Linked DNA regions of Homo sapiens: all the other regions are linked to region 4. Evidence: read pairs that join two places in POLR2A ChIA-PET (ENCODE). Cell type or tissue: MCF 10A. All regions are shown on one strand. Links, peaks and the distances in the headings refer to the core of each region. The heading gives the core; the rest is flanking DNA. Region 1 has its middle 62 kb from the start of LINC00222. Region 2 overlaps FOXO3 (forkhead box O3). Region 3 overlaps ARMC2 (armadillo repeat containing 2). Region 4 overlaps FOXO3 (forkhead box O3). Region 5 overlaps SESN1 (sestrin 1).

Region 1 (6,418 bases), core at 1,245-5,244, 100 kb after region 4:
ACAGCTGGGATATAGGGGTCCCAGGCAGAGAATTCATAGCCACCATTCTGCCAGACACTGGCACACACACACCCACAGCACCCACAACCCCAACCCTGAGACATGGGAAGTAGACGGCTGTGGGTTGGTGGTGGGGTGCAGTCTGCGGTGCCCTGAGCTGCTTGCAGCCCTGTGGTGGGAGCCAGCAGGGGAGAGTATTTGAGGGGTGGAAGTGAGAGAGAGGCACTCAGAAAAGGGGCCCACTCCAGCTCTGCTTTCCTCTCCATCAAAGAAAAGCAGTGGCGCTGGGCCCAGAGGAACAGACACATTTGGAGCAGGAGGAAGAGTCCTTTCCCCCGGATTTTCCTAATTCAAAAGCCGAAAGAGGAAGACTGTCAGCAATGTTTAAGACTGGAAGAAAATTAGATTATGTGTGTGCACGCATGTGTGTGTGTAGTTCTGCCTACCAACCATCACATAGTAATGGCTCAGAACTGTTGGGGTTTGCCTACCTTCTCTGAGGACTTGCTAGAAACACATGACAAACATCTCCACTCACACTTTGGGAGGAGAAATCCCAATGCCCTGCTAGTATTGGCACAGGATCTCTTCTGTGCATCCTATGATCATTCCTCCACCAGCACTCGTGTGTGCCAGGCGCTGTGCTTGTGTTGGTGAGATGAGTTGAAGGGGCTGAGCTGAAGTGTGTAGGCCTGTTGGCATGAACTTGAGCACCTGAGTCCCTTGAATGCTGCTAAGGATAGGATGGAGGGACAGAGGAAGTTAACATTTGAGCTAAAAGGCAGAAATGAATCAGGCTTTCTGGCTGAAGTGATGAATTCCAAAGACAGGAAGGATTGGAACATGCTCAGGAAACTGAGAGGTGAGCTTGTTTGGGATTTAAAGAGCTCAAAGAAGGCGAGAAGTCAGGCAAGAAAAGAAGGCTGCCCGGAAACTCGAGACCAAGGAGCTTGGAGTTTGCGATTGAGCATGGGAAACTAGCAGGGTGGTGGCCTAGTCAGAGCTGGCCTTTGGGAAGGGCCCCAGGGCACACTGTAGGAATGGATTCTAGAAGGAAGATGAAGAAATGAGAAAGCATGGTAATTCTAGAACTGTTCTCTCAACCAGGCACCCACAGAGAGATGTTTATGTGCCCCACTGGAAAGGCGGAGAAAACTGCTTCAGGTTTCAGGTGACCAACTCAGCTCTCCCAGCCACAGGCCCTGGAGATCGCCCTAAGGGCTAAGGGAGCCATAGCTCACACCCCTGCAACTTTCCAACCAAGTTGGGAAGCTCTGATCTGGAAGAAATGATAAATTTGGTAATGGGTTAAGTCTAGAGGAGGGAGGCAAGGGCGTTTGGATTTCAACTCTTCACCTGGTGTACCATTTTATCAAAGTGGGAGTGTATTATACTTAGATAAATATAGCTTCTAAAAACCTATTGGGAGAGGCTGGCTTTGACTCAGACTGGAGGGAGTAAGGAGTAAGATGGGAGAAGGGTATTGGGGAGTAGAAGTAGAAGTGATGAGGTGACTATACTGTTGAAGGAATCTCACTGACGAATAGTATTGTTACAAATTTGTATCTCCATCACCTTGGGTTTCCTTAACTTCCTCCTATCAACATCTTGGATATCATAGTATAGGAAGTACCTAATCAGAAGAAAGGAATATTATGCATCTATCAAAACAATAATTATGAAAACTATGCATATATGTAAAAAAACACTCATTTTGGACACATGCTTAGAAGGGTAATTATTGCTTTTATATTGTAACCTTGTATGTTGATATATAAGAATAAAAGCAAAATACAAGTAATACGTAGTAGTATAAAACTGGCTGGGAGAAGTGCTAAAAGGTAAAATGTAAAAATAATTCTTGTGTCCTGGACTCTGTGGTCCTCACTACTGGACTCAGGCCCTTGGTATTGCCACCAGAGTTGGATAGTGTATGAGCTACACCTGAGCCCCAGCAGTGAGGGATCAGGAAGACATGGCCCCCTCAGTAGGGGAGGAGGGAGGGACTCTTCCTCCCACTAAGGTGCACCCAGTGGATAACTCCAAGTAGGAAGGGAGTTCTCATGCTGGGACATGCCCTCAAAATGACACATGTCCATTGTAGGAGGACAATTGAGTCATGGCATTTTGTCACAAAATTGTTTTCATTTTGTTGCACTTTGTTTTAAAATTAATATCTTGAAAGGTAGTGCATTCACACGATTCAAAAGCCAGAAAGCATGAAAAGACACACACTGGGAATGTTTTCCTCCCATCTTTGTCCTCTTATCTGCTTAGTTCCTCCCACCCCAGAATTCCTTACGTTTCCTTCCAGAATGTCTTATGTACCTACAAGTAATAAAAACACAGATTCTTATTTTCCCCTCTTATTACACAAAATGTACATCATACACGCTGTATATACACAGGCATCTTGCTTTTTAAATGATTTTCCCCAAGATGGAGGAGATTTTAATACATAGAAAGCTTCCTCATTCTTTTTATAGTTACATAGTATTCCATTGTATTAATTTGTCATAATTGATTTAACCAGTAGTCCCCTGTTGATAGATACTGGACATTGGATTGTTTGCAGATGTTTGCTATTACCGGCCACACTACAACTAGTAACCTTATACATTTGTTATTTCATACATGTGCAAGAATCTTTGTAGAATTAATGCCCAAACATGGAATTGCTGGGTCAAAGGGTATATACATTTTTAAAACTTTATTTCAGTCGTTTTTGGGGAACAGGTGGTTTTTGGTTACATGAAGTTCTTTAGTGGTGATTTCTGAGATTTTGGTGCATCTGTCACAAAGGGTATATACATTTGATCAAGGTTGACCAAATTGTCCTCCAGTGTGCCAGTTCACCACTCACACCAATCATGTAGGAAAATCTCATATTTTTGATATTTTAAAAATGCAGTTGTAGCACAGTGGCTCACCTTTGTAATCCCAGCTCTTTGGGAGGCCCAGTGGGAGGATAGCTTGAGGCCAGGACTTACAGTGAGCTATGATCACGCTGCTGCACTCCAGCCTGGACAACAGAGCAAGACCCGGTGTCTAAAAAAAATTTTTTTTTAATGAAGAGCCCAGGCTTAGGAATCAGACCAGGCTTTTTCCTTGCAAATGAAATAAAATTGCAAATCTGTTTTTCCTCTCTCCCTCCAAACTTTTTTGTTTTAAGCCTGTTCCTAAGGTAAGGAGGGCCTGAACTGCTGAGAAGGAGGGGTGGAGGATGGGAGGGAGGCTCAGGAGGTTTGGGGAGGCAGAAGGCCTCAGGTGATTTCCACACACAGAAGAGTCATGCCAACAACTTGTCCATCCAGTCTGGCCACAGACTCCACCCCTCACACCACCAGCTTGGACCGCCCAGCTTCAGGGTCAGAAGCCTGACCTCACAGCTGCGCTCCTTCACCTCCCACAATTCCAGAGGGGAGCTGTCACCCCGAAGGAAACAAGTCTGGTCTTCTTGGCCCCAAACCACACACCCAGACCTATTCATAGCGAGATTGCACAACCTGCTGGAGGACAGCCCAGCCGGGCATGGGAGAGCAGCCCTCCTCCTGTGCCAGGCCCTGGCCCTCGGGTGCCCCTGGGTGAGCCTGTGCCAGCTTTCAGAGCAGAGCTGTTCCTATAGTGGGGGGCCTCAAGGGTCTGATTGGCTCCTCCTCCCAAGTGGGAGAACTTGCTTCTCCAAAGGAGAAGCGCTCACGCCACCCGCCCACTGCCCCACTGTGCAGGTTGACACCTGGTTGGAGGGCTCACTCTCATTAGTGCACACAGAAGCCAGAAGGCAGACTGTTACAGAAGAGGAAGCTATGTCACAGAAGACACTCTTTACGTCTCTGTGGGGAGCAGTGCCATGGAGCGGGGAAAGGAGACTCAACTTGGGAATGGGACAGACCTCAATTTGAACCCAGCCCTGCAGTGCATTAGTAGAATGGTGACATGTGAGTCAGTTGCCTTCTCTGGGCCTCTGTCTTCTCGTTTATGAAATGGAAACAGGGCTGCCTGTCTTGCAGGGTTGGGAGGCTCCCATGAGAACACGCCCCGGAAGTATCTGTAGCATACTTCAAGCAGGTCAGGAGCAAGCCCTTCATCAACGTCCTCTTCTCTTTAAACACATCTCATTGGCCCACACTCCATGGGTTGTTTTTTTTTTTAGTCTTGTAAAACATACAAAATTAATCTGACATTAATGAACCTCATCAGTATAATTAGATTGCAAAGTAATTAAAAAAATGAAAGGTAACCAACTTGTAAGGTTTTTCTGCTCTTACTATTTTCCTTGATGTTCTTCAGGACCTGTTGACAGCAACCGTGCTCATGGTCAGCTGCTTCCATTCTATGTCCTGTAGAATCACTGTCATGAACACCAAGAACTCAAACGGCAAGAGAGGGTGGGAAGACTTGTTTCTAGTCCTGACTCTGCCACTGAAAGCTGTGTGTCCTTGAGTGAGTCATTTCCCTCTCCCTGGTCCACTTCATGAACATTCCATACTTTTTAAGGGGTCATGATGCATGAGCCCAGAAAGGGAGCACACACTTTACGAACTACAAAGCAAGAAACAGAAACAGAACCACAGACACTGCTTTGAGTCAGTAAGTTGGCAAATGTGAATATATTCATTTTCCAGAGGGGAAACTCGGATCCAAAGTGGACTCAAAGGTTCATTGTTACTTGCTGTAACCTGCCCTTCAGCCTGCCCCAGGCCTCCAAAGCTGACACTTATGGCCATGGAACCCTGTTGGGAGAGTTAGGGTAGAGGATGCATCTGATAGGATAGGGAAAGAAATGGAGAAAGGGGAAAGGATGGAAAAGAGGAAGAGGACTTGGAGATGGAGGAGGAGTGGGGAGGATGGGTGTGGCAAGGGATTGGAGAGAAAACAGCATTTCAGAGGAGGTGGTGCACCCTACACAGATGTTTGCGCTAGAACCCGCTGGTGTTACATTGAGTCTCTCCAGTTTCTTCCTAAAGAAGTGAAATGATACAGGGGCCTGTGGTGGCCCAGCTGGAAGGTCTTTCTGATGAAGACAGGAGGCCAGAGTGATTTGCTGCTAGTTTGAAGGGGGCAGGAAGTAGTGACAGCCTGGAATCCACCTGTGTGAGGCAGGGAAACTGTCCCCTGGGGTGTGTGTATGTGTGTGTGTGAGAGCGAGAGAGAGAGAGAGAGAGAGAGAGAGAGAGAGAGAGGAGGGGAGGGGAGGGGAGGGGAGGGGAGAGGAGAGGAGGCCTCTGATGTTGCCGTCTCTTGATCAGTGCAGATGGCATTTCCACAGCAAACCCCTCCTGCCCAGGGCACTGTTGTGGCCCTCCCAGGTGTTTGGATAAGAGTTTAATTAAGAACCTACCAGGGTGGTCTGAAGCTTAATTGCTATGCTTGTGCCTCCCTGAGTGTAAAGGTTCAAGCCACCCCTCCTCAGCTTGGCCATGCCCAGGGCTTGCTCCACCTCTGGGGGAGTAAAAACATCTTCCCTGAGTGGTGGAGCCACCACTTGGCCTGATTTAGTACAATTAGGTTCTTTTTGATGGAAGCCAGTTGTTAAGTGCAGAACTCAAAGCAATTGAAGTTTTTTGTATAGTATAAATGCACAGTGAAAAAGCAATCTTTTGAGAGGGCATGTGGATTGTGGCTTGTAGCCCCCCTGATATGGTAAGAAGCATATGGACTTTAGACATATGCTAAGACGTAGTTATAGGGTCTTATCTCTCTGAGTTTCGGGGTCCTTGATGTTTCATAGAGGATAATGATAGTATCTCCCTTGAGGATTAGAATTAGTGCATGCAAAGCCCCTATCTGTTTATTCACCCTGTAATTCAACATGTATTTATTGAGGGTCTACTGTGTGCCAGCACTGTGCTAGAATTAATGGTTAAACTCAAGCTTTAGAAAAAGAAAAGGAAGGTGATGGATAGGCTTCTTTCTGACTTTGCCTGTGCAACCGCAGGTAAGTTACCTAACCCCTTGAGTTTCTGTTTTCTTATCTGCAAAATAGGGACAATAATAACCCTACCTTGTTGTGTTATTGAGAGGATTAAGTGAGATGATGCATGGACAGCCCTTGAGGCAGAATCTGGCACATAGCAAGTGCTTGATAAGCTTAGCTATATTTATTAGGACATTGGAATTGCTCAATAAATTATAGACCATAGATTTTGTAATTAGGTTTCTAAAATGTAGCCACTATGCCCTATCCAAAGCCAAAGGAAAGCAGATTTTTCAAAATGTGGTCTTTAGATCATGTGTATCAGGAAAGCCTGAGGGAGCTTGTTAAAAATTCAGATTCCTTGGGCCCATCCTAGAAGTACTGAGTCTGAATCTGACAGGGCCTAAAATTCTGCCTTTTCAAACACTGTCTCCCATGATTCTGAAGTACACTCAAGTTTTGGAATCCCTGAGGGTCAAAGGTAAAAATGCCCATCCATTT
Region 2 (6,418 bases), core at 1,185-5,184, 61 kb after region 4:
GAAACCAAAGAAGGCCTGTGTTTGGTGGCCAAAACACCACACAGTATGAGCAGAGTGGAACTACTGGCCCATTTTATAGCATTCTAATTGATAATTATCAAAGAGCACATTATTTGACCATGTGGCAACAATCCAGTATCATTTCAGAGGTACTAGACATGTAGATGTCCGTGAACACCATAGTGAATATACCCCCTCCTTTTGCCAAAATTGAAATAGGTTATCCAAGAGGAAAGGGGAGGGAAAAGAAAATACCAATTTCCTCTTTACAAAACTGTGGCAAATGAGATGTCATAAAATTCTGTATTTCATGATAAAGCCTCCTGGCTCATCATTAATAAGCTAGAAAATTAACTCTTTTTTTGGAAACTTGGAGAGAGTCTATAAATGTCATCGTATGTGTTTGCTGTTGGTTCACAGGCAATGCCTAGTCCATTTTCCTTCACAGAGATCTAAAGCTACTAAATACTGTCAGAAGAAAGAAGAAAATTTATGTGGGAGAGCTAAGTGGAAAGAGGAGGGAATCCTAGGTGTCTACATTCACGACACTTTACAACAGCAAAGTCACTGTGGCGAGGGGAGAGACCTGGAAGCACCTCTGCCAAGGTAAAATTGAGGGCAGTCCATAGACAAGTCGAAGAACTGAGGAGAAATGTTTCCTGGCCCAGGACTCCATAATGGAATCTGTCTGGACCCTGCAGAAACTCAGTACTGTTAGGACTGCCTTGAGATGAGGCAGCCCAGTTGTCAGGGAGATGGGAGTAGGAATGGACATAAGGTGTCTGTTCTTGTATTGGTGGAAGAGGAAGGTAAAAAGAAATAAACCTAAACCTGCTGCTCACTTAGCTCTATTTCCCACAAGCAAACCGCAACATTGAGTAACAGCTGAAAAAGATGGTGACTAATGTAGATGAAACACTGAAAATGACTCTCTGGGGGTCTTCTCACCCCTGCTCCCTTTGATTAATGGTTTATTGTCGTAAAGCCTTAAGGGTCGTTGGCAGAGCCAGGTCAGAGCATTCAGAGTGCTGGAGCCATGTATGTCTGCCTCTCTTGCTTTTTGTTTCTCATCCTATTATCTTGTATTCCTTCTTATTTTACATAGGAGAAGAGAAGAAAGATGGCTAGAGATGATCATTGCCCAATTTTATCTTTCATGGTTAAGGAAATAATCAGTTCACAAGCTAAAGCAGTGGACTGTCAAGAATGGCAAAGTGGCCAGGCACAGTGGCTCACACCTGTAATCCCAGCACTTTGGAAGGCTGAGGTAGGAGGTTCGCTTGAGGCCTGGAGTTTGAGACCAGCCTGGAAAACATAGTGAGACCCCATCTCTACAAAAAAAAATAAAAAATTAGTGAAGTGTAGGGGCGCACACCTGTGTTTCCAGCTTCTCAGGAAGCTGAGGTAGGAGGATCACTTGAGCCCAGGAGCTCAAGGCTGCAGTGAACTGTGGTTATACCACTGCACTCCAGTGCGTTCCAGCCTGGGTAACAGAGTGGGAACCTATCTCTTAAAAAAAAAAAAAAAAAAAAAAAAAGGACTACAAGTGTCTCAGATTTGCCCCTACCAGACGCCAAACTCTTGGGTCAGAGGCAAAGGGATCTGTTATTCTCTCATGGCACAGCAGCCAGCATGAGCAGTAGTCTATTTTGCATTGGTTCTTCCTTGCCCCCGAATCCCACAGGGGTGACATAGATAGGCCCAGGTTGATGGCTGCACATGTAGTGGGTTGTGCAGGAACCTTGAGCTTAGGGATCTTAAATCATTTGTAATAGGCAGTAAGTATGTCTGCCCTTTGCTCTGGAGGGAGACACTATGACTACCTTTCAAGGCTGCTCACTGTGCAGATGAAAGATAGTCCTACCTTGAAAGATAGTCTAGAACAAAGACCCGTCAGTACTTTGCTTGACAAAGCAAAGACATTCAGTAACACAAGAAACCCCTGGCAAATTGTTCTCCAAATGGAGATTTGTTAATCTTATAAGTAGCTGATATCCCTAGTTCACCACCACCCTCAGCTTTTTTTTTTTTTTTTTTTTTTTTTTGAGATGGGGGTCTCACTGTGTTGCCCAAGCTGGAATGCAGTGACATGATCTTGGCTCATGGCAACCTCCACTTCCCAGGCTCAAGCCGTTTGTCTGCCTCTGCCTCCTAAAGTGCTGGGATTACAGGTGTGAGCCCTGTGCCTGGCCCCTACTTCCCTTTCTATCCACAAATTAATATCAGGACTCAGCTGTCTTTCTTCAGAAAACTCCTTAGTTTATAGCTGTTTGAAAGGATCTGATGAGCTTGTGTCTAGAGAAACAGCTAACATTCCACATAATGCCTCAGAGAGTTGTGTGTTACTTGACGTTTGTTGTGTGTTACTTTGAACCTGAAAATGGCTCAGAAACATCTGTTTCTTCATATTTGTCCTCCCTTGTCTTGATGTGAAGGGATTACTCTCAATGGCCCCCATATATTTAATGATTTGTTAATCCTTAGGGAAAGACCTAGTACCTGATCGTATTATGAGCCCACACATCGTTCCCATTAGCAAATGAAAAACCTGACTAAAGGGAAAGGGCTGGAAATTTCAGGAGGACCAAGTTAAAGAGTTCCAGAAAGTTTGGGGAGATAATCCAAGGGCTGACCCTGCCAACTCAGACTTAACCAAGGAGGTAGTTATAAGGTCAGGGGTCCTGCATCCTCAGGAATGCCCTTAGAGTCACTGACTGCTAATATGGTGGGACCAGTGAGCCCTGGAGCACAGGGACACGTGCTGGTTGAGGAGTGGGCTCACCCTCCAACTCTCCACCGTATTCTGACCCCTCCCTCTTAGACTCTTCTGTCTCCTCCAGCCACAAGCAGGGTCTAAAAGAACTGTTTCCTACGTTCTTTTAGCCCCTGAGGCACCCAGTTATAGGAATTTTCTATTTCTACTGTGTGTTCAGCTTTTATAGTCTCTTGCATGACTGTCCTTGCCAGTTAATACTATTTCTCCTGCCCTTTGGGTGATAGATATTACACTACTGATGCTTGTATTTCCAGTTTCTTAAGTGCTTTCAAGTTTACCTAGCATGTACATGAAGTAGATTAGAGCCTGCTACAATAAAATACTGCATTTCTGTTATGGCCTTTAGAAAAACTATGATTTTATCTCATGTGCATTCAGTCTGCTTCATTCATCATAGTTTAGGGGTAGTGCTAATAATTAACTTACACATTTGGGAACACCCTAGATTTTAAGTTAGAATACAGGGGTATCTGAGTGGCTCAGTGAATGTTTTTTCAGAAAAATGCAATCAGTGCCTAGTTCTTTAGTTACTGGAAATGTCCTTTCTTTATTTGATCTTTTTTTGTGAACTTTTGAGCTTTCTGATGCTCATCTGTGTGTGTAATTAGCACCCAGGAGTGTCGTGGAATAAATAGTTGACTTGGTCAGCATTTCATAATACCATTATATTGGTCATCAGCCGCTTTTGCATCCTGTGGTTTTGAACAAGAAAAAAAAATCTTGCAAAACCACTATGGTGAAATACTGAATATGCAGATGAGGTATAGGTTAAAGAAGGCAGTCCCTCGGGAGGCTCCTCATTAGAGCTGAATTTCAGTGAGGTGTGGAGGGGACAGAAGATACTATTAGCCCAAGTCATTTTACAGAATTGACTGCATCGTACTCTTTATTTCCGTACAGAAAATATACATCAATTGTTTTGTTTGCAGTAGCCAACATGGGGTATTCTGGTGTGTAGCATTTACTTTCTCTGCTTCTTTCACTGGTAACACCTTGATTTACAGTGACTATTAGGATAATTAACATTGACACTTGGAAGATAGCCTGCTTCCAAATGCATGCACACTTGTCTGTTTTATAAATGCTAACCCAAACTTTTTCCTTTCCTAGCTGAAAAATGTGTCTCCACTCCTTCCAATCTTTCCAGGGTGTGGGCCTGTGCGTAGCTGTGTGACTGTGCCCACACACTGGCATATATTTCAGAGCTACCAAAAAGAAATCAGTTGCTCTTGAAATAACAAGACAAAAAGGAACGGTTTTTCTGAGCCATAACATCTGAAGAGCTAGAAGCAGTTGTGTTTGTATGTGTGACGCTAAAGCCAGTAAATTTCATGTGAAGGAAGGGATTGTAAACTAAGAACAGAAAAGCAGTTTTCCTGGATTTCAGATGTCAAACTCTCAAGCTGTTTAACTCACCCACTCAGCACCTCCACATCCATCCCTGTAATGTGCTTGCATTGTCAGTGATTTGTTTCTGCAGGTTTTGATGCCAGAAGACAAATAATAAAATAGTAGGCATATGTAACCTTAAAGCAGTTTTCTACCAGAGTTTTTGATTGAGGTTAAACAGAAGTATCCTGATCACGTCGTCAGTTGGCAGGCAAAAGGCATCATATTTTAAGATTCACATAGTTTTAGAGCAAGCTCATCTTTTCTGGCTCAATAATAAACTAATTACATGTTTTAAATAGTATAGAGCTGAGTCCCTGTTTCAGATTAAGCCTCATAATAGCAAGGGCCAGGCACTAGCAGACATTTGCTTGATGTTTCTGGCTTGAGGATCCGTAACGTGGTGCCAGCTGTTTTAGGGCCTGAATAGGCCTGCCAGGGACAGCCAGGTGATATTGGCTTGACGTAGTCACAGGCTAATTCTCCCAGAACACAGAAGCCTCCAGACGTGCCACCAAGGAAAGCCTGGATATGTAGAAGTTCAGTTTATGGCTATAGTAATATTTGGGCATTCCCCAAAATAGTGATCCCAGTTCAGGTTAGGACATGATAGTAGTGTCCCTTTGAGGTCTGTCTGAGAAAAGGTGTCATTTCTAAAAAATTAGTGTTAGCAGATGGGCAGATGTGGCTCCAACAAGGCTTGCTTCATGGCTTATCATTTTTCCACATTTTCCATCCCTTTCATAAGCCTAGGGACCACATGCTGAACATTTAATTGAATCACACAGATTTTGTAGTCTTTAAAGCTTCTTATTCCTTGGTCACTTGTTAGTGGTGCCTCCCTCCTTGGTCAGTTTGGTGACTTCAGAAGGAAATACACAGTGCAGTGGTGAGAGCTTCACTTTTGAAGTTAGCCTCAGGCTTGATTTCTAGCACCACCACCCACTAGACAAATTGCTTAACCTTTCTGCACCTCAGTTTCCTCCTGACAGGCTTGTTTAGAAAATAAAATGAGATCAAATTTGTCAAGCACAGAGCATTGGCCCTGGTAGGCACCACATACATGAATTTCCTTCAGATTGTAGGTGAAGTAGACTTGATTTGGGATTTCTCTTGTTACCTAGGTGCTTGTGTAGAGGAGACTTTAGAACCAGAATGTGTTATTTGTGGTTTTGAGTGTGCCTGGGACTCTGAGCCAACTGAATTACCAAGTAATGGGGGCCCCATGGCATCCCATGACAGGTGGAGAGCCGGCTCTTCACCCTGGATGGACCTGAAATGCCTGCTAAGGCCTTGCTCCACCGAGTAGCACACACCCTATCAGTTTGCCCTTCTTTCCATCTCTTATTCTAGAGACCTTAAAGCCTACTTGTTGGTATATATTTTCAGGTTTTTGGAAATTGGGCTGTTTAATTGAAGTTAATACCAGTGATGAGACTTTTCAACCTGAGAACAACCTAGATGCTACTTCACATTTTGCAGTGGAAGCTTACTTCCATCTTCACTCATGTAGGACATTCTTTGGTCTCAATGTTTTATCACATCTCATGTTAAAGTATAATTCAGGTCTATTTTGTGGCTCCTGCCCCCTTCCCATTAATTCAATGGTTAAACAGATACAATTTTTTGACCCCCTACTATGTACCAGGCCCTCTGCCGGGTGCTAAAGCTATAGTAAAACATGGTATCTGGTTTAAAGAGCCAGACTGCACCCTGCATTTTATCTTTGCTATTAGTGTGCTAATCCAGACATTGGTACTAATGTTCTCTTTCTGGGTGGTGGGTTACACCTCAAGGCCAGGTGGTGTGAGTCTGTCTCTGCTCTGTTGACACTTAGGAGCTGATTGGATTCAGGTGTGGCACTGTGCCTCTTTGGTCCTCAGGGTCTGCGACTGTGAAGTTGGGGCTGCCTGTTTCATAGAAAGAGGGTTTCCTGGCCCTCTCCATGTTCCCCAGCTATTGCTATTTTTACTGAGCTTCCTGCCCTGGTTGCTTGTCATATGTCATGAAAGTGATGCTAAATTCTTGGATGTGCTCCTGAGTTCTGGATGCATGTTTCCTATGCCCTTTTATTCGATTTCCACACACAGTAAGTTTTCAAACTGGAAAAAGGTGCAGCCTTATTTTGTTTAAGCTAAGTGAATATTAATAATAAAACTATTTCTGTTCCACTTCATGGCTTTTATAACTTCATGCCTGTTAACTCTTTGAGGCAACCATTTTGTGTGGCTAATTTGAGCATGGTCTTAAAAG
Region 3 (6,418 bases), core at 1,305-5,304, 300 kb after region 4:
CTCAAAAAAAAAAAAAAAAAAAAAAAAAAAAAAAAAAAAAAAACAGTGGTTTCTTAGTTCCTCAGAGTAGATTTTAAACTTCATCAGGGCAATGCCATGCACATTCTTTAGCTCAATAAGATTTGACTCTGGACTGCTTAGACAAGTGATTACTGACTCATAAGGAAAGAGAAAATTAATCTGTTTATTAAGTTCTTCCAGTGTCAGTCAGTGTACTAAGCAGAGTCATTGCATTCAATTTAAGATGAGGAAACCAGGCTCAGCGCAGTGGCTCACACCTGTAATCCTAGCAATTTGGGAGGCCGAGATGGGAGGATTGCTTGAGGCCAGGAATTTTAGACCAGCCTGGTCAACATAGCAAGCTCCCCATCTCTATTTAAAAAAAAAAATTAATGATGAGGAAACCAAAGCTAAGTAGTTCACCCAAGATCACAATGCTGATAAAAGTTAGACCCAGGACCCAAACTCAGGCAGCTTGGCTTCAGAACCTACATATACCCACCACAACGTAAGGATCACGTAGAACAGCACTTAATACCAGTCCTGTGCTCTTTTTTTATTTCTAACATTATTGTTACTTTTTTAAAATTATATTTTAAGTTCTGGGATGCATGTGCAGAAAGTGCAGTTTCATAGGTATACATGTGCCATGGTGGTTTGCTGCACCCATCAGCCCATCGTCTACATTAGGTATTTCTCCTAATGCTATCCCTCCCCTAGCCCCCCACCCCCCGACAGGCCCCAGTGTGTGATGTGCCCCTCTCTGTGTTCATGTGTTCTCATTGTTCAACTCCCACTTATGAGTGAGAACATGCAGTGTTTGGTTTTCTGTTCTTGTGTTTGCTGAGAATGATGGTTTCCAGCTTCATCCATGTCACTGCAAAGTACACGAACTCATCCTTTTTTATGGCCGCATACTATTCCATGGTGTATATGTGCCACATTTTCTTTATTCAGCCTATCATTGATGGACATTTGGGTTGGTTCCAAGTTTTTGCTATTGTGAACAGTGCTGCAATATGCATACGTGTGCATGTGTCATTATAGTAGAATGATTTATAATCCTTTGGGTATATACCCAGTAATGGGATCGCTGGGTCAAATGGTATTTCTGGTTCTAGATCCTTGAGGAATTGCCACACTGTCTTCCACAATGGTTGAACTAATTTACACTCCCACCAACAGTGTAAAAGCATTCCTATTTCTCCACATCCTCTCCAGCATTTACTGTTTCCTGACTTTTTAATGATTGCCATTCTACCTGGAGTGAGATGATATCTCATTGTGGTTTTGATTTGCATTTCTCTAATGACCAGTGATGATGAGCTTTTTAAAATATATTTGTTGGCCGCATAAATGTCTTCTTTTGAGAAGTGTCTGTTCATATCCTTCATCCACTTTTTGATGGAATTTTTTTTTCTTGTAAATTTGTTTAGTTCTTTGTAGATTCTGGATATTAGCCCTTTGTCAGATGGATAGACTGCAAACATTTTCTCCTATTCTGTAGGTTGCTTGTTCACTCTGATGATAGTTTCTTTTGCTGTGCAGAAGCTCTTTAGTTTAATTAGATCCCATTTGTCAATTTTGGCTTTTGTTGCCATTGCTTTTGTTGTTTTAGTCATGAAGTCTTTGCCCATGCCTATGTCCTGAATGGTATTGCCTAGGTTTTCTTCTAGGGTTTTTATGGTTTTAGGTCTTATGTTTAAGTCTTTAATCCATCTTGAGTTAATTAGTTCTGTGCTCTGCTTGAGAACTGGGAGACCCAGCACTGCTAAGCATTTGCATATAAGAAGGACACTTCATTTTTTCCCCTAGAAGTGGGGATACATGCGTGTGGTATTTATGTAGGCAACCTCATCACTGACCATGACTTGAGGGAGAGTGGACCAGTGACTTTGGAAGCCCATTAGTTGAAAAGTATCTTGCTTGATTTTAATAGTTGTGTAGGGCAGGTGTATGTATTGAAAGCAAGGCCTTGTCCCTAGTCTCAAACCTTCTTGTTATTTCTAGGAGTGATAAATATGAGAACTTCCTTGGCTCCACACCCTGACAAACTTGGTATTTTACCTTTTTGCAAGGTTGATTCTTTTATTTCTGCCTTCTTTGAGAGGTCCCTGTCCCCGTAGCCATTTTCGATTGGCTAGTGACATTTGCTATCGTATTTTTATTATGTACAAATAAAGCAGTTATTTCTGAATATTAATTAGACAATTTTTGGAAAATTGACTTCATCTTTTTCCTATTTTATGATTAAAGGAAGTGTTAAGTGTTTAAAAAAAAAATGGGGTGGCTGGTGGGCGCCATGGCTCACACCTGTTATCCCAGCATTTTGGGAGGCCGAGGCAGGCGGATCACCTGAGGTTGGGAGTTTGAGACCAGCCTGACCAACATGGAGAAACCCCATCTCTACTAAAAATACAAAATTAGCCAGGCATGGTGGCACACGCCTGTAATCCCAGCTACTCGGGAGGCTGAGGCAGGAGAATCCCTTGGACCTGGGAGGCGGAAGTTGGGGTGAGCCGAGATCACGCCATTGCACTCCAGCCTGGGCAACAAGAGTGAAACTCCATCTCAAAAAAAAAAAAAAAAAAGGTGGGGGGAACATGTTAATGAAGTAAAAAATGGTATTTGGAGAAGCTAATCTTCAGGGCGGTAGGAAAGGCCAAGGGCTAAGCTGCAACATGGCATAGTCACTGGGGGGCTCACTACACAGGAAGGAGAAGCCACGGGCACATACAGATGTTCACAGGGACTATCACATGTATAAGCCTTCTTTGTGAGTTTTTTGGAGCAACTATTATATTTGATGGACAAAAAGAAATTTTGATATAAAACTTGCACTCTTCTTTTCCTGGTGTTTTTTTACCTTGGAATTTTGTGCACATATTTAAAAGTAAGTACTTCTAAGTGTCAGCTCTGGCTAAAGAGAAGCTGTATCCTTCAGAGATGTTCTCTACATTAAATAAAACTTTTTAAAAACCTGAGCATGTAATCCTGCTGTTGGCCAGCCACTGCTCTTTTATTTGGAATACAAAATATTTATCATCTGGGGACTGTCCAAATTTATTTTCAGTTTTTTAATGTTTAAAATATTTCTAAAAATAAATATTGTCAGAGAATATTAATTTAATTTTAAAAATGGAATCAGGGCACATTTTTATGTAGTGGAAAGAGAAGCAAATTTGTAAATTATGAGACCTAAGTTCCAAATCTGTCTTTACTGTGTGACCTTGGGCACATCTGGCCAGCTGGGACAGTTTCTTTATCTGCAGGGATCGGGGAAGGGAGGAAGAGAGAAAAAGAGACAGAGGTCTTTCCCAGCTCCCAAAGGCTAAGCTTTTGTAATCCAAGCATCCCAGAGTTCTTTCTTATTGTAACAGTGACCCCTTGTGGTATATATCCTTAACCAATTTTGTTTTGATTTGCAAAGTAAACTGGATTTTTTGTTCTTTCTAGTAACTGTATTTCATGTTGTTAGGCAAATATGACTTGTTTTAAAAAGATAAATCTTACCGGGAAATCAAAGGTAAATTAAAGCAGCATATAGAGGCCAGGGGTGGTGGCCCATGCCTGTAATCCCAGCACTTTGGGAGGCTGAGGCGGGCAGATCGCCTGAGGTCAGGAGTTTGAGAACAGCCTGGCCAACATGGCGAAACCCCCGTCTCTACTAAAAATACAAAAATTATCCGGGCATGGTGGCATGTGCCTGTAATCCCAGCTACTGGGGAGGCTCAGGCAGGTTGCAGTGAGCTGAGATCGCACCACTGCACTCTAGCCTGAGCAACAGGGCAAGACTTCGTCTCAAAAACACAAAAACAAAAACAAAAAAAACCCACATATAGAGCACCAAACCCCATCTTTTAAACAATTCTCGATGGTTTCTTCAGAAACTGTATATCGGCTGGACACAGTGGCTCACTCCTATAATACTAGCATTTTGGGAGGCTGAGGCAGGAGGATCACTTGAGACCAGGAATCACCAGCCTGGACAACATAGTGAGACCCTGTCTCTACAAAATATTTTTTAAAAATAACCAGGCATAGTGGCATGTGCCTGTAGTTCTGGCTACTCGGGAGCCTGGGGTGGGAGGCTCACTTGTGCCAAGGAGTTTGAGGCTGCAGTGAGCTATGATCACAGCACCACTGTTCTCTAGCCTGGATGACAGAGTGAGACCTATCTCAAAATAATAAATAAGAAACTGTATATAGCAGACTCTTGTCATTTACAAAATTAGAAGTGTTTTCATGTTTGCGCTGAGTGTTTTATGTATTCCTCCTAGGGACCAGGGGAAGAGACATGCGAGGGCCTCATCATGCCCCAGTAGCTCAGACCTGAGCAGGCTGCAAACCAAAGCAGGTGAGGGGTCCCCACACTCCTTCATCTACAGCATCTCCACTTGAAGGAAAGATGTTTGCACTGAAGATATCTATGTTGGCCACTGGAAACTTAAGGAAGTTTGTCCAATTTGGTCACAAATCAACATTTATTTTTATACATTTTTATTATATTCATACAATGTTACCATCTTACCACTACCCAACTCTGATGCCTCAAACATCTATAGATGACAGTCTTTTTTTTTTTTTTTTTTTTTTTTGAGATGGAGTCTTGCTCTGTCGCCCAGGCTGGAGTGCAGTGGTGCAATCTCGGCTCACTGCAAGCTCCACCTCCCAGGTTCATGCCATTCTCCTGCCTCAGCCTCCTGAGTAGCTGGGACTACAGGCGCCCGCCACCACGCCTGGCTAATTTTTTGTATTTTTAGTAGAGACGAGCTTTCATTGTTTTAGCCAGGATGGTCTCAATCTCCTGACCTCGTGATCCGCCTGCCTCAGCCTTCCAAAGTGCTGGGATTACAGGGGTGAGCCACCACGCCCGGCCTAGATGACAGTCTTAATGGTTTTATAGAAATCATTTTGTAAAAGCATTTGGAAAGTTGCAAAACTTGACATTAACATAGTTCTTGGGTTCAAAGCTTGAGTTCAAGGCATTGCTTGGCTGGGCATGGTGGCTCACGCCTGTAATCCCAGCACTTTGGGAGACTGAGGCAGGCGGATCACTTGAGGTCAGGAGTTCAAGACCAGCCTGGCCAACATCATGAAACCCCATCTCTACCAAAAAAAAATAATAATAATACAAAAATTAGCTACGCATGGTGGGAGGGAGTGGGGCACCTGTAATCCCAACTACTTGGGAGGCTGAGGCAGCAGAATCACTTGAACCCAGGAGATGGAGTTTGCAGTGAGTCTAGACCACGCCGCTGCACTCCAGCCTGGGCGACAGAGCGAGACTCATCTCAAAAAAAAAAAAAAAAAAAGATAATTGCTCACTTAAATGAAACTATATTAACTTTATTAAGACCGTCCTTTGGGCCTTTAAAGTGTTTGAGAAAATATATAACAATATAAACCACAGTCTAGAAATGATACAAAATGTATTCATGCAATAGAATATAGTTGTCACAAAAGTGAACTCATGGGCTTTTGTAATATTGTAATATTGAGTAAATTCAGTACAAACATAATATGAGATGAAACAAGTTGCAAAAGCAAAGACATATATTGTTTATGGATACACAGCCATGTGGTAAGCATGCGAAGTCAAGTGTAGTCATAGTAACCAGTGGATTTAGGATGGTGGTAACCCCTAGAGGGAGAGGAGGAGGGGAATGGATGCAGGGAGCCACATATCTGTAATGTTTCATTTCTTTAAAATAAGGGAAAGGATAAAAATATGGCAAAATGTTAATATCTGACCAAACTAGTGTGGGGTACACTGATGTCTGTTATATTCTTCATATATTTTTGTACCCATGAGATTTTACAATACTAAATAGTAGATTTTAAAAATTCTTATCTTCAAAATTTAGTTTTTTATCAATAAAATGACTTCTGTGTCATTGGGAATTTCTTTACTCAGGAAAATCTTAGATATACTAATTTCTGAGCCAGCATAGTTGCTAAGGATTTTACATTTACGTGCTAAAAACATCAGCCAATCCAAACATTGTGTCAGGTTTTTGTGTCCAGAACTCAAAGCTGTGGTTAACAACTATAACCACTGAGACAGCAAAATCTTCAAAAACATGCTGAAATTTTTGCTTGACTTACCCAATTTCCTGTTGAATCATAATGTTTATATTTAGCAAACTGTGAACCTAGATGAAAGTGCTTTCTAAAATATTAGATTGTTGCCCAAGATTGAAACAACCTTATTATTATTTGTGTGTTTGTGTGTATCTTAAAAAGCAATTATATGATTCCATGCTTCATTTTCTAGAGTAACTCAGGGATTGTGTATAAAATGGAGGCAGGAGGAGGCCCAGCGTGAATGAAGAGGTGGAAAGGCTGTAGCCAGACACAACTGTGCCCTTTGAAATTCCTGGGAGAGGGTTGGAAGGAAACCCTCATACCAGTGACT
Region 4 (6,418 bases), core at 1,673-5,672:
ATGTTAATTCCAAACTTGTTTATGTTCCTCCTTGGAATGACAGCTTATAAAAATATGTGCAGTATTAAGAGATGAAGCCTGAGGGTGAAGGACAACATAGTACTTGACAGGCACCAGAATTAGGTGACACATTTCACTCTTGAGTTTCATAGCAGCTGGAGCAAAAAGGGACATAAGATTAGCTTCCAAACTTATGTTATGCCTTTAAATGAAAACAGAAGTAGCGTGGCTTTTTCTGTTACTTAGAAACTTTTTCTCTTGGGACATCATAAAGAGAACACTGATCTAATAAACGACATTCTCCTGCTTGAAACTTGGTTCTCTGAGGTAATGAGCCAGTCCATTAGTTTCAGTGTACCTTCCTCAGTGATGTATCTATGTTCATCTATCTGGCCTTGTGAATATTTTTTTGACGTAACATGAGCTAGACTGAGTATGAATGGCTCCAAACTTAGGAGTGACTAGGATTTACAGATGAAGCAGTATGGATCAGTTTCTTTGGGAAGGTTCTTGGAGGACCCTATGGGAGGAAACCCTGGACAGGTAGGAAAACTGAGGAAGCAGAAGAGAAGGGCAGAAGACAAAAACCCTGGCATAAGAAATTGTCAATACTGAGAAGTGGCAGGGACGTAGCAGAAGGGGATGGTTGAGGGGAAGACCAGGGGGCTGGTATGTAGTTGGTCCCCAACAGCAGTGTATTGGTGTACTCGACCCTCCAGTGTGATTCTGGGCATGAGACAAGACTCTTGTTCTCATGAAGCAGGGCATCAGGGAATGGGAGTTGGTGAGGAAATTACATTAACATTTATTGAGCACCATTCTCACTATAAACCTGAACGTAAATATTATTATTATTATTATTATTATTATTATTATTATTATTATTATTATTATTTTAGTAGAGATGAGGCCTTGCTGTGTTGCCTAGACTGGTCTTGAACTCCTGGGCTCAAGCAATCCTCTCACCTTGGCCTCTCAAAGTGCCTCTCAAAGGTGTGAGCCACCATGCCCAGCCTATTCGTTTTTAATTTCTGAAGAAACTGAGGCTAACAGCTGGGTCTGGCCCATGACTGGTTCAGTTGGTATTTGGTGGACCAAGTTGACCAAGCTCACCCAGCTTCTGAGTGACAGAGTGAATATAAACCCAGCCTGCTCACTCCATTTCCTAGTTTTCTCACCTCTACCAGGGTCTCTGTTGCTCACAAGAGCTCAGGGCTGGGAGAAGCCTCTGTGTGACAGATGAAGGGGTCCTGCTGCTCTCTAGGGAAGAATCGGTCCCAAATTGCTCAAGGGAGTAAGGTGGTTTCGTTGAGGAGCATCAGCTAGGGGGATTGATGGGAATAGGTGTCAGGCAGCCAGTGGAAATTTTGTGTGCCCACCTGTGGCACATGTATTATGCAAATTCATGCAAAAATATATATATGTGTATGTGTGCACACACAAATACACACACACACGCCCCACACACTTGTTCTACGGCTTGCTTTTGAAGTGAGAGCCCCGGCTCAGTGTTGGCCTTGTTTTTTCTCCCCTTCGTTTTAGACCAGTCTGTGTTCCTGCAAACAGACAAGGCATTGTTTAAAGTACAATGTACTCTCCTGCTTTTGCATTGTCATCAGAAACCCTTGGCAAAATGTTTAATTTTTCTCACAGAGGTTATCTGTACTTACTTGACTTCCCTGATGGTACATTTGGTTCTGGAACCTGGAACTTTTCTTTTGCCCACCTGTATTGTGTTAAGTCAGCCATAGGACACACATAAATATTTTTATAGAAAACTTAAGGATTCTTTCGCTTTGAGATGACTCAGACCCATGTTTCCAAACTGGGACATGCACTAGAGAAGGGCTCCCCCATCCTCCCTCCTCCTCTAGCTTCTTGTCTGTGTAGCGTCCTTCCTAATACCCACTGTTTGCAGTCAGGCAAAAGGAACGTGCTTCCTAAGTGTAAGCTTCCATCTAAAAATGAACATAATTTCAAAGGCAACTTTAAGTTAACAGCTCTAAGTTCTGTGATAATCTGCTAACAGTTGCATTGCTTATGATCTCATTTACGAATGTGTTTTATCATCTTTAAGTTGATAAGTTCAAGAAAGGTACATAAAGTGTGTGTTGTTTTTTAATTATTTTGAACTATTCAGTATATTGAAAAATTCAATTTTTGTTTTTCTCTGCATTTGGGCTTGTTCCTTTTGCTAGTTTTCTGATTGATTTGCATAGACCATTGACTGGATGTTGTATTTTTTTTTTCTCAAAGCTAAACTGTATGAAAAATCAAGACTTAAAAAAGGTAAATGGAGGCAGTTGCACAATTACATTTGTTTAATGAGCTTTTACATTTTAAAACTTTTAATTAATGTTATACTATTTCAGAAATTCAACTGTAGTTATAAAATTATAAAGAATGCATTTGTTATTTAAAGTGAGATATGCGTGCAGACACACAGACCATGGTCTTCCCTTCTTCCTCTGGTCTACTGCTTCTGCCTTATATCCCCTAGATTCCTTCTCACTCCCCAAAAGGCAGAGGTTAAGAAGAAAGTTAAAATATCAAGACACACTAAACTGTTTTTGTGGTGAGTCAAGCTGCAGTGCCTCGCTGACTGGGAAACAATGGGCTGGGCCTCCTAGAATATAGTAGGCTGGAGAAACAGAAAATACAGCTTGACTGGGCCTTGCCCTCTCACTCCAAGCCTCAACAGGATGCTAGAGCTTTAGCATGCTTTCTGCTGTGCTGGGATTATTTTCTGCAACTAGACAAAAAACCCACAAAACTCCACATGGTTTGTTCTCAAGCAACTGGAATATGGAAAGGCTTGAAGGAATACTTACACTTTTTGATGGAAGGTAATGACCTTAGTTCTTCAGTATTTATTAGGTAAGCATGGGTTCTGCAGTATAGCATTTAAAAATTCATGTTCCTCAGGGTTTCCTAAGACAAAATAGAGTGTGTTTGGTCCAGTGTGATGGAGAAGTTTGATGCAAATCCGTCTTAAGGAGGAGAATGGAGGCTGTCATGGAGTCCTGTGGACTGTTTCGCAAGTAGTTGTTTTCCATGTTCCAGTTTTACTTAACTTCAGAAAATTATTGTTTTTGAAAATAAAGAAAAAATCTAAGTGGTAGAGAGAAATATAGGCTGTATTTAAACTGGCCTTTATAATTTTTCCTGGGCACACGCAGCCCACATTTTGGAGCTCTGTGACATAAGCACCCCCTGCCCCGGAGCTGGGAGTCTTGACCGGGCCAGGCCTTGGCTGCCCTGGGCTACACAGACACAAGCACAACCCGAATCTTTGTTTACTTCCTCTCCAAGTGCTGGGGACATTCAGTACTAAGAAGGACTGTGTGCTTGCACAAACACTCCTGCCAGCATTCTCTCAGCCCTGCCATTCCTGACTGTCTTGGAAAGTTCTTCGTTTAAGGCAGGCTTTTGTTCTTAGAGTGCATGCATTATTCCCCAGTCAGGCAGCCTTTTCCGGGTTTCCAGTGCAGACTTGCAGGTCCACTCCCCTGCAGCCTAGCCCAGGGGTGGAACCTTAGCTTTAGTTGCCATTAAGAGCAGGAGGAGGAGTTAGGCAGGGGTGACTGGCTGTTCATGTGAGTTCCTGTGACTGATGTCTCTGAAGAAACCAATGCCTTCTTCAGATCCTTATGGGAAATTTAGGGGACTTTTGGATTACACAGTGTTGCCTTTTGCTGATTCTAAGATAGAGCCTTCCAATTGTAAGTATGTTAAAAACACACAACTATTTCCTACTGAATGTTAGTCAAGCTAAAGAGTGAATCTGCAATTTCATGAATAATCAAAACAAAAGCATGCTGCCAGGATGAACTGTTGCAAGAGCAGGTGCTATTTTTTTCCAGAAACTTTTTTATCCTCGATCACGTTATGGGTATTAAGAGAGTTATTCTTAAAGGATATCATGTTCAGTGCAATGTCTTAATAGAAAAACCTTAAACATAAGTATGCAGGCAAACACAGGTACATAGCTGTATAAAGTTAAATATGAAGACTGGAATTCATTAATAGGATTTAATTTAAATCTTTTTTTTTTTTTGAGATGGCTTTACTCTGTCATGCAGGCTGGAGTGCAGTGGCATGCTCACTGCAGACTGGAACTCCTGGGCTCAAAGGATCCTGCCACCTCAGCCTCCTGAGTAGTTGGAACTACAAGCGTGAGCCACCACACCCAGCACCCACCTTTTTTTGAGAAATAATACAGATTGAGCATCCCTAATTTGAAAATTTGAAATCCAAAATGCTCCAAAATCTGAAACTTTTTGAGCGTTGACATGACACTACAAGTGGGAAATTTCACATCCAATCTCATGTAAGGGGTTGCAGTCAAAACTTTGTTCTGTGCACGAAATTATTTAAAATACTAAATGAAATTATCTTCAGGCTATGTGTATGAGGTGTGTATGAAACATAAGTGAATTTCCTGTTTAAACCTGGGTCGTATCCCTAAGATATTTTATTATGTATATGCAAATATTCCAAAATCTGAAGAAATCTGAAATCTGAAACACTTCCAGGTAATTTGGATGAGGGATACTCAACCTGTACTCAAATTAGAGGAAAGAAAAGAAGTAATGGATAGACAAAAGAAAAGTACTTATTTAGAGTTTACAATGGCCAAGAATTAGGAATGAAGAATTGAGACTGATGTTCTTGTCAGAATTTTGGATGCCTTGCTTGCAAATATGGTTTTAAAAATATGCAACTTTTCTCATTTTAGTATTGGGATTGTGGCGCTTTTTTGAGCCTCATATGACAGCTTTCAGATTGGAGATAACGTTAGAGCTCATCCTAGCTCAGCTGCCTCCCCTGACAGCAGACGAAACTGAGGCCCAGCACTTGGTGGTGGGCTCAGAGTGCCAAACTAGTTAATGAGGCAGAGTAGACAGGCAACAGCCTTCTCATGTAGGTAGGCCTCATCCTTTAGAAGATGTTGCTGCCTGCCCTTGTGACTTGTAAAGATCTGTTTGAAGCATGAGTAAGGAGATGGGGGCTCAGGAGTGTTACAGCATTTCACATCTCAGGTGTAGCTGGGACTTATCGGGTGACCTTTTAGAAACTGTTTATTTTCATTTTTGTACCCCACATTGGGATAAGTATGGTCCACTGACATTGAGAATAACCAGGCCTGTTGTAGACAGCCAGCCATCCTGAAACTACTAGGTTTATACTTCTTACCTGTTAGAACAGAGTTTCCCAAGTTGTATTCCCTTGGAAACACTAGCAGTCGTGCATCATTTGGGCAGTTAGGTTACACAAAATTTAAATGGTCTATTTATTTTCTTTTCCAGACAGAACTCAGGGCAGTCCCACCTCAAGGGAAATCTCATTACATCCTTCTGATGGTGGGGTAGCTGGGAGTCAGCATGAAATCCAAAATTCTAAATCATCGGGAAAAAGCAGAAGGGTTGGAACCCAAATTAAACTGAAGTCCTAAATAAAGTTCACTTTTCGGTCAGGCATTCAGGAAGCAGCACGTGAAAATTTGCTTGGATACAGTTTCCTCATAGTTCTTCAGCAGCTTGAAATAACATCTTGAGCTGGCTGTAAACAAAACATCTCAAGTTATCGTTTTTCTTTCCATTTGATTGAGCCAGTTATTGTATAGGGAGGTGACACAAAACAAAACTTCGTGTTTCTGAAGCCGAGATTTTGGGATTGTACTTTATGCAAAGTTACTTATAAGTTCTGATTACTTTGAGAGAAAAATATTACAGTATCCTTAGGAAGTTTTATGTATTTGTTTTAAAGCTAAGCACCACCCTCTTTTTAGTTAAAAAAAAAAAAAAGTTTGGAAAATAGTGACATGTCAGTACAAAGGGAATACTGCTCTACAATAAGAAGGAACACGCCACAGATACATAGCATGGATGAATGTCAAAAACATTGTGAGAGAAAAATGCCTGAACAGGAGAGTAACTATTGTTTGATTCCATTTCTGTGGAATTCTAGAAAAGGCAAAACTAACTTATGGCAACAGGAAGCAGATCAGCGATTGCCAGGGGTGATGGGGATTGGAGGAGGTTGACTGCAAAAGGGCAGAAGGGAACTTTTCAGGGAAATATGAAATGTTTTATATCTTAATTGTGGTGGTGCTTACACTGGTGTAAATATATTTGCCCAAATTCGTGTAAGCATATGCTTAAAATGGGTGCAGTTTTTTGTATGTAAGTTACACCTCATAAAGTTGATTTGAACCGAAAAAAGGGGTTAGAAAAGGCTGTGGTTGGAATTTTTTGTGTAACTTAAGGCCAAATAGTCCATTTACGCCAGTTTTTACAGTATTGTAAGCTATGCCCTTTGTGTTCACATTTCTTCAGTTACTCCTTTATTCGTCATCACTTAGGAGACTTTGCATCTCATCTGCCTTCCTCCTAGCTCCATGATTTGAGCAATAGAA
Region 5 (6,418 bases), core at 1,137-5,136, 420 kb after region 4:
TAGGTATATCTCCTAATGCTATCCCTCCCCCCACCCCCTACCCCACGACAGGCCCCGGTGTGTGATGTTCCCCACCCTGTGTCCAAGGAAAGCCCTGAGATTTGAACCCAAGTATTCTAGCTCAGTCAGTACTAGTGAGTGGTGGAGACGGGGGCTGAATCAATGACATCTGGTTCTAGAGTTGGTATCTTTCATTATTATTCTTTTGAGCCTCTTTAAGACTTCTTGATACCTTGGAGATTCTTACAGATACCACTGTTATTATACAGTAGTAGTCTTGGTTTATAAAAAGTTTCCATTTTCTGGAAAACTCACTTTTGAAACACTTCTTGGTCACATGTTAAATTGGTTACAACTCTTTTCTAGTAGATGCTGATCAAAAAAGGCACTGCGGGTGTTCAATGGGGTGATCATAAGCCAAACTAAATACATTTCATAGCTTCCTATTTAGGTTAATTCAATTATTCCTTCATCTGTAGCTGTAAGAAACTTAACTACAGACTTTGAACAAATTTTGGCCAATCCAGATTCTAGGAGACAGAACTGCCACCAACAAATGGCCTTGTTGAAAAGCAGATGTAGATACTAATCACAGCACTAACCTCACAGGCTCTCTGTGAAGGTGTGGCTGGAAGATTAACATGAGAACAATCTTTTCCCCTCAACAACCTAATAACCATCTTTGAAAGAGACAACAAGTTTCCACCATCACAATATTACTTCTGATGTTTCCTCAATGTATAATGCAAAACACTAATTTTCAGAGTGAAAATTCGTAGTGAATGTTGACAGTAGTACCACAGAAAGACTATGTTTTTATTGTATCACTGTATGAATCAATGTTTGTGTACTGAAAAGTACTGTTCCAGTCAGATGTTTCAAATTTGTGAGATACATTTATGCATCTGTATCAATATCCTTAAGTGAAATAATGAATGAATGACAAGTGCAAAATGAAAGCATTGTTGGCTTACAGTATCTACCCACCTGCAAAATTAGTTGAGAAGTAAAAATACACAAATAATTTGAATCATTTTGTTTTCCTCGCTACACTATTACTGTTGTGATTATCACAACATTCACAGTAATTTTATTTTTTAAATTCAAAAGCAGCATGTGTTTTTTGAAAAACATTTCAACAAGGTAAAGATATGTTATATAAAAAGTGAAAGTTCCCATCCCACTCGCCCTTCTCTGGGAGATTGCCTATAGCTGGGTGCTGGCCTTTCGACATTCAAAAAATTTAAATAGAAATGGAGAGATCTAGAAGTGTTAGAAATATGCCTACTATAGCAAAATGTACTAACAATTATGTTAATATTGTCATTAATACTAATAGGTAATTCAGAAATACTGAAAGTCCAGGTACTTTTTTTTTTTTTTTTTTTTGCCTTCTATGAACTATATTTTAGAAAAAAAACTTACTGACTTTAAGTTACTGCATTTGTAATACTTAGGCCATATTTGTGCCCTATACTTTGCTCAGGAGTTCCGTTTCTTGAAAGTGTTTAATTTAAAAGCATTATGGAAGCTAGCTATTTGAAAGAATTGTGTTATTCTTTTTGTAAAGTGAATAGTTTTCCTATAAAGCATTCCTTCCTAAGTTATCTTCTCACATGTTGGGATGTATTAAAAATGAAATACAACTATACAAAGCTTCCCGGTTTCCTCAACACAATCCCATAAGCGCTGTAACAATATGCAAGCCAAAATCTATTTCTTTATCTTTTAGTTTACAAAGCTATCTTTAGAAATTCTAGATCTGAGCAAGAACCAGGACTCTGCACACAAACATCAGCAGAAATAACAGATCTATTCAAGCATGATGATTGGGGCTCACTTCTACTCAAAAAGAGAAAAGATCTATTATGACCCGCAAACAGAAACTGTAAATGTTAATTCAATACTTTCATACTGTTTTCACTTTTTGGTAAAGTTTCCAAAGCGATACTGTAAGAGATTTTTAAAGATTGTTTTATTATCTGTAAACAAGGAACATCTAATATGTCCATAAATGTTAAAATCTCAAAAAAATATTTGGTGCTTTACAACCTTCATGACAAAGTGTCTTCATTTAAGTTTCTATGAATATACATAGTATACTGATAATAGACTCCATTAAAGAAATCACGAAACCACGTCATTTTAGTGAGTAAAGCTGCAGAAAAAATAATTCACATTTAGATTTCTTGAACTAAGGCAACACTCTGACAGCACCTGATTTCAATCCAAATTTAAGGTTCGAGTTTTACCTAAGGTTACATTAGTAACTTTCAAATGGTTTCCTATTTGCAACCACTTAGAAAAAAACACAAAATGTTACAATTAAGTACCTCTTTCTAAAGGACAATTCAGAAAAGGGATGGCTTAATACGCAAGAGTAAACGCTGTGCATAACGTCATAGAGCTTGCAGGACACACTTATTCCAGGCAACATCATCTCTTCCCTGAGTCAAATGTGTTTTTTTTCTTTCTCTCTCTTTTAAGTAGGAGGCAAAGGGGATGAAGGTGGCTAAATAATCTGTTTTCACAAGACAAGACAATCGAGGGGGCATATCCACAGGCTGTTTCACCCTCAAGACTCGAGGTCTGCTGGATTTCTGACTTGTGGAGACTTGTCCAGACGACAATGTTATTTACGTATTGGAGACTTTCATTTACATGACCGCGGCCGCAGTCTCTCCCAGCTTAGCATTTTCTGCCCAGGGACGACTCACGGTGCGCAGGTCTCCCACCCACCGCAGGCAACCCCTTCCCCCGAGGGGCGCAGGAGGGCCGGGACGCTGCTCCCCGGGAGCCCGCCCTATCTGGGGAGCGTTTTCGGATGCTGACCGGGAGCGACTGTGAGGAGGCAACGTGACCTCCGTGTTGCACAGGGCAGCTCGGCCGGGTGCCCACCCGCCCAGGTACCCAGCGGCCCGCTCAGCCCCTCGCCCAGGTACCTCGTCCTGGTCGCGGCCCCCGCCGCACTGCTTGCAGCCCAGCAGCCCCGAGACCGCCAAAGGGGCCGTGTACGCCTCGTTCGCGGCGGCGGCCAAGCGCATGTCGGCGCGGGGACGGCTGCGGACGCGCGGAGGCGGCGAGCGCTGGGCAGCCGGCCGCGGCTCCTGGCTGCAGCGCCTCAGTCAGCACGGACGGCGGGGGGGCGGGGCGGCGCCGACAAACAAGCCGCGCGGCCCCGCCCCGCGCCCGTCATTTCACCGCCCTGGCGGCCACGCAAGCCAATGCGGGCTCGCGTCCCCGCAAAGCACCGCCCCTCCGGCGCGGAGGCTGGGAACTGGCGGTCTGACGCGGCGAGGTGAAAAATCACCTTGGGGGCCCAGGTTCCCCACGAACAGCTAATTCTCAGGTACGGAATGGGCTCTGGAGGGCCGCGAGGTGAGCGTGCACTGTCAGGAAGGTGCAGCACGAGTCTTCGGGCTTCAGGGACAGGGGAATCTGCCCCCTACACCCCTGCTCGGCCATTTACCTAGAACCAAACAGCAGCCAACCTCGAGACTGATTCTGACAGCACCAGGAGTAATGAAGTTCTCTAAATTCGATAAACTATTGAAATTTCCCTTCTTCCTTTCCCATAATGCCCAAACGACGCTGAATCGGCAGCAGAATGCAGGACTTTGGCCTATAATCAATGCAAAATTCATTTTGCTAAGCTACGTAAAAGCTATAAATATCACTCCCCTACACAGATAATAAACCTTGGTAGCCTATCTCTGAATCGTCTTTTTTCCTCTCAAGTATATTCGAAGGCTTTACAATTTCTAATATTCCTTCATAAGCGCCCTCCCTGGGTTATAAAGACAGAATTTCAATCTCTGAAATCGGATGAGGAACTTGGGAAAATACAGGTTACAAAGGAGAAAAACAACTGACATTGTTGGGCCCAGAACCCAGATCCCTCCAGTCCTGTGTCAGTACTATTTCTTTACATAACTCTATTCTCTCTCTTTAAAAGAAACAAATTCCTAAATTAGATCTCTTTTTGCATGTTTATGCTGTTTTCAAAGCTTAAGTGCTCAGGTTAAAAAACAAAAAAAGTTGGAACATTCTGACAAGGAAACAAGTGGAATTTATAGCAGTAGTTATGGCCACAGAACAGGACTCATAAATGAAAATAAGTTTCAGTCTTAGAAGTGACGCTACCGTGTCTCAGTGAAAACTAAGTTACTCTTTTAGCTCTTCAACTATCATGTTTAAAGTGGCATGTCAAAATGGTTACTTTTTATTTATCTCCTAATAAATAAGATAAATGATATATGTTCTCTATACTGCTTTTAAAAAATAGCTAATGCACCCAAAATATTTTTTACTGGTCAAAAGAAGCAATATTGAGTTAATGTCGATATAGAAGAAAAGGCTACAGAGGCTTCCAAGCTCTCATCCACTGAGCACAGCCACAAAAACAAACAGTACAATCAAATGCCCACTCAGCCGTAAGCAAATACAAAAACAAAACAAACCCAGTACATCATGCAATTTGCAGCAATATGACATACCCTGCAAGATAAACTGGTTGTAAATGAATGAGTTGGACACATAAATGCACTTGATGTATGGGATTGTGAGCTGCAAAAGCTAGTTAGGTAGAAGTATGTGAAAAATGATGACTCTGGTTCTAGAAGAGTTGAGGTATGATTTTATTTCTGAAGGAATCACAGTTTTAGTTGTCTAGTAGGGCATAATCTTAGTTATGACATTTGTAAAATGAAGAATGCTTATCTTTCCATTTTCTAATGAGAGGCAAGGGAAAAGCATGCATTCAGTTAAATCAAAAGTGGCTTAAAATAAGTAAATGCAAGTGAAAACTGCTAACTGCATGCATATAGTAGGCTGATACTTAGTGCTTGATAAATATTTATTGAAGAAATATTTCAGATATACTGAAATTGTATAGGAAGCTCCAATTAGGATTCCTTTTTCCCCCAGATAGTTTCAAATTATTATTTAATGCTGCCTTATGTGAAAAGAAAAATAATTTTAATTTAATATTCTAATTTAGTGGTTTATGGAGAACCTTCAAGCCATTAAATGTCAAGATTCCTTTATGGTCTCTATAAAGACTGACCTAAATTCCTCAAAGAGTACTAATTTCTTGTTCTCTGCTATAGAGCACTAGAGTGAATTAGTCACTCTATTCTCCAACATAAAAAGGTTGCCTCCAAATAAATTTACAGTAACCAAGAGTTCCAACAAATGTATTTTTAAAATTTTTTTTCTTTTTTTTTTTTTTTGAGACAGAGTCTCGCTCTGTCAGCCAGGATGAGTGCAGTGGCATTATCACAGTTCACTGCAGCCTTGACCTCCAGGGCTCAAGTGATCCTCCCACCTCAGCCTCCTGAGTAGCTGGCACTACAGGCAGAGGCCACCACACCCGGCTACTTTTTAAATTTTTTGTAGAGATAGGGTCTCATTATGTTGTCTAGGCTGGTCTCAAATTCCTGGACTCAAGCAATTTTCCCGCCTTTGCCTCCCAAAGTGCTGGGATTACAGGTGTGAGCCACCACACCCAGCCCAATAAATGTATTAATTAACCTGCATCTATCATTGTGCAGATTTAACTTTTGAAATGTTTTGTTTCAAACAATTCAATAAAAAGTATTTTCCAAGGATTTCGAAGGTAGGCCTGATGTTCTGAAGGTGCTGCTCCTCTCAACCTCTAGGGCTGAGCACATACAGGCATGCGATAAACATCTGCTGAAAAGATGAACATCCTGAACACAGAACAGTGATTACAAAGGGCTGTGTTTTTGATATTTACCACAGGTTGTCAGTACAGGCCAGAGCTACCTTACAAAGTCTGCTATTTAAACATTTAATTTTGATATTTCTTTTTTTTTTTTTTTTGAGACGGAGTCTCGCTCTGTCGCCCAGGCTGGAGTGCAGTGGTACGAACTTGGCTCAGGAAGAATCCTGACATTTAATCCAAGAAGTAATAGTAATTCTGAAATATTTCCTTTCTTTTAAAAAGATTTTGGTCAACTTACTCAACTGTATCAAAGTGAGGTTCATTGCCTCTACATCTGTCCTTAGCAGTAATGCACTCAGCCTTATTTTTCTGAAGAGCAAGCTGATAATCTATGTAAAAGCAGAGTGGTGTCAAATGACTTGATTTTAACAGAGAACTATGAAATATTAGGGGACTCTGCACTTGGAATGGTGGTTCAAGATAGGCTTCCTGAAGGAAAAAGACACCTGAGCTACAGCTTAGAGTATTAGTAGAGAGGCCTTGGAAAGAAAATTTGGGGGAGAGTTTGGGAGAATAGACACAGAGTTCTAAGTAAAAGATCTAGCATATGCAGAGGCCCAGAAAAAGGAAAGAGTGATCCATTAGGGAAGCAGAATACAGGAAGCTCAATGGGTCTGGAAAAGAGGGTAAGGAGAGTAACGGAAGGAGTTTAGGTAAAAGATAAGCAGTAGG

Evidence for each region. ChIA-PET counts read pairs that join two places held together with the same protein. Peaks named below come from ENCODE experiments on the same cell type or tissue, not always from the same donor. Only the 100,000 strongest peaks of a DNase experiment are listed, where the experiment ranks them.
Region 1: POLR2A ChIA-PET joins it to region 4 with 13 read pairs; 4 of 35 experiments call an interaction of 5 or more read pairs at or near these places.
Region 2: POLR2A ChIA-PET joins it to region 4 with 15 read pairs; 7 of 35 experiments call an interaction of 5 or more read pairs at or near these places.
Region 3: POLR2A ChIA-PET joins it to region 4 with 10 read pairs; 4 of 35 experiments call an interaction of 5 or more read pairs at or near these places.
Region 5: POLR2A ChIA-PET joins it to region 4 with 14 read pairs; 3 of 35 experiments call an interaction of 5 or more read pairs at or near these places.

The regions. Positions count from the first base shown.
Region 1 is chr6:108,686,051-108,692,468 of GRCh38, forward strand. No RefSeq gene overlaps it. Among named protein-coding and RNA genes, the nearest start is that of LINC00222, 62 kb to the right of the region's middle. In MCF 10A, for the core only: no CTCF peak of the experiment used is centred there; DNase peaks (open chromatin) are centred at 3,421 and 3,881.
Region 2 is chr6:108,647,497-108,653,914 of GRCh38, forward strand. The region is part of intron 1 of FOXO3 (forkhead box O3); the gene reads left to right. Among named protein-coding and RNA genes, the nearest start is that of FOXO3, 90 kb to the left of the region's middle. In MCF 10A, for the core only: no CTCF peak of the experiment used is centred there; a DNase peak (open chromatin) is centred at 3,465.
Region 3 is chr6:108,890,187-108,896,604 of GRCh38, forward strand. It overlaps ARMC2 (armadillo repeat containing 2), which reads left to right. Exons shown (of 18, transcript NM_032131.6): 6 at 4,281-4,357. Among named protein-coding and RNA genes, the nearest start is that of ARMC2-AS1, 31 kb to the right of the region's middle. In MCF 10A, for the core only: a CTCF peak has its summit at 3,397 (motif pointing left); a DNase peak (open chromatin) is centred at 3,365.
Region 4 is chr6:108,586,094-108,592,511 of GRCh38, forward strand. The region is part of intron 1 of FOXO3 (forkhead box O3); the gene reads left to right. Among named protein-coding and RNA genes, the nearest start is that of FOXO3, 28 kb to the left of the region's middle. RefSeq lists a silencer at 1,084-1,285. In MCF 10A, for the core only: no CTCF peak of the experiment used is centred there; DNase peaks (open chromatin) are centred at 1,838 and 3,528.
Region 5 is chr6:109,006,417-109,012,834 of GRCh38, forward strand. All of the region lies in intron 1 of SESN1 (sestrin 1), which reads right to left. It also overlaps a transcript of ARMC2 not described here. Among named protein-coding and RNA genes, the nearest start is that of SESN1, 85 kb to the right of the region's middle. RefSeq lists a silencer at 2,885-3,264 and enhancers at 3,335-3,384, 3,395-3,514. In MCF 10A, for the core only: no CTCF peak of the experiment used is centred there; DNase peaks (open chromatin) are centred at 2,625 and 3,195.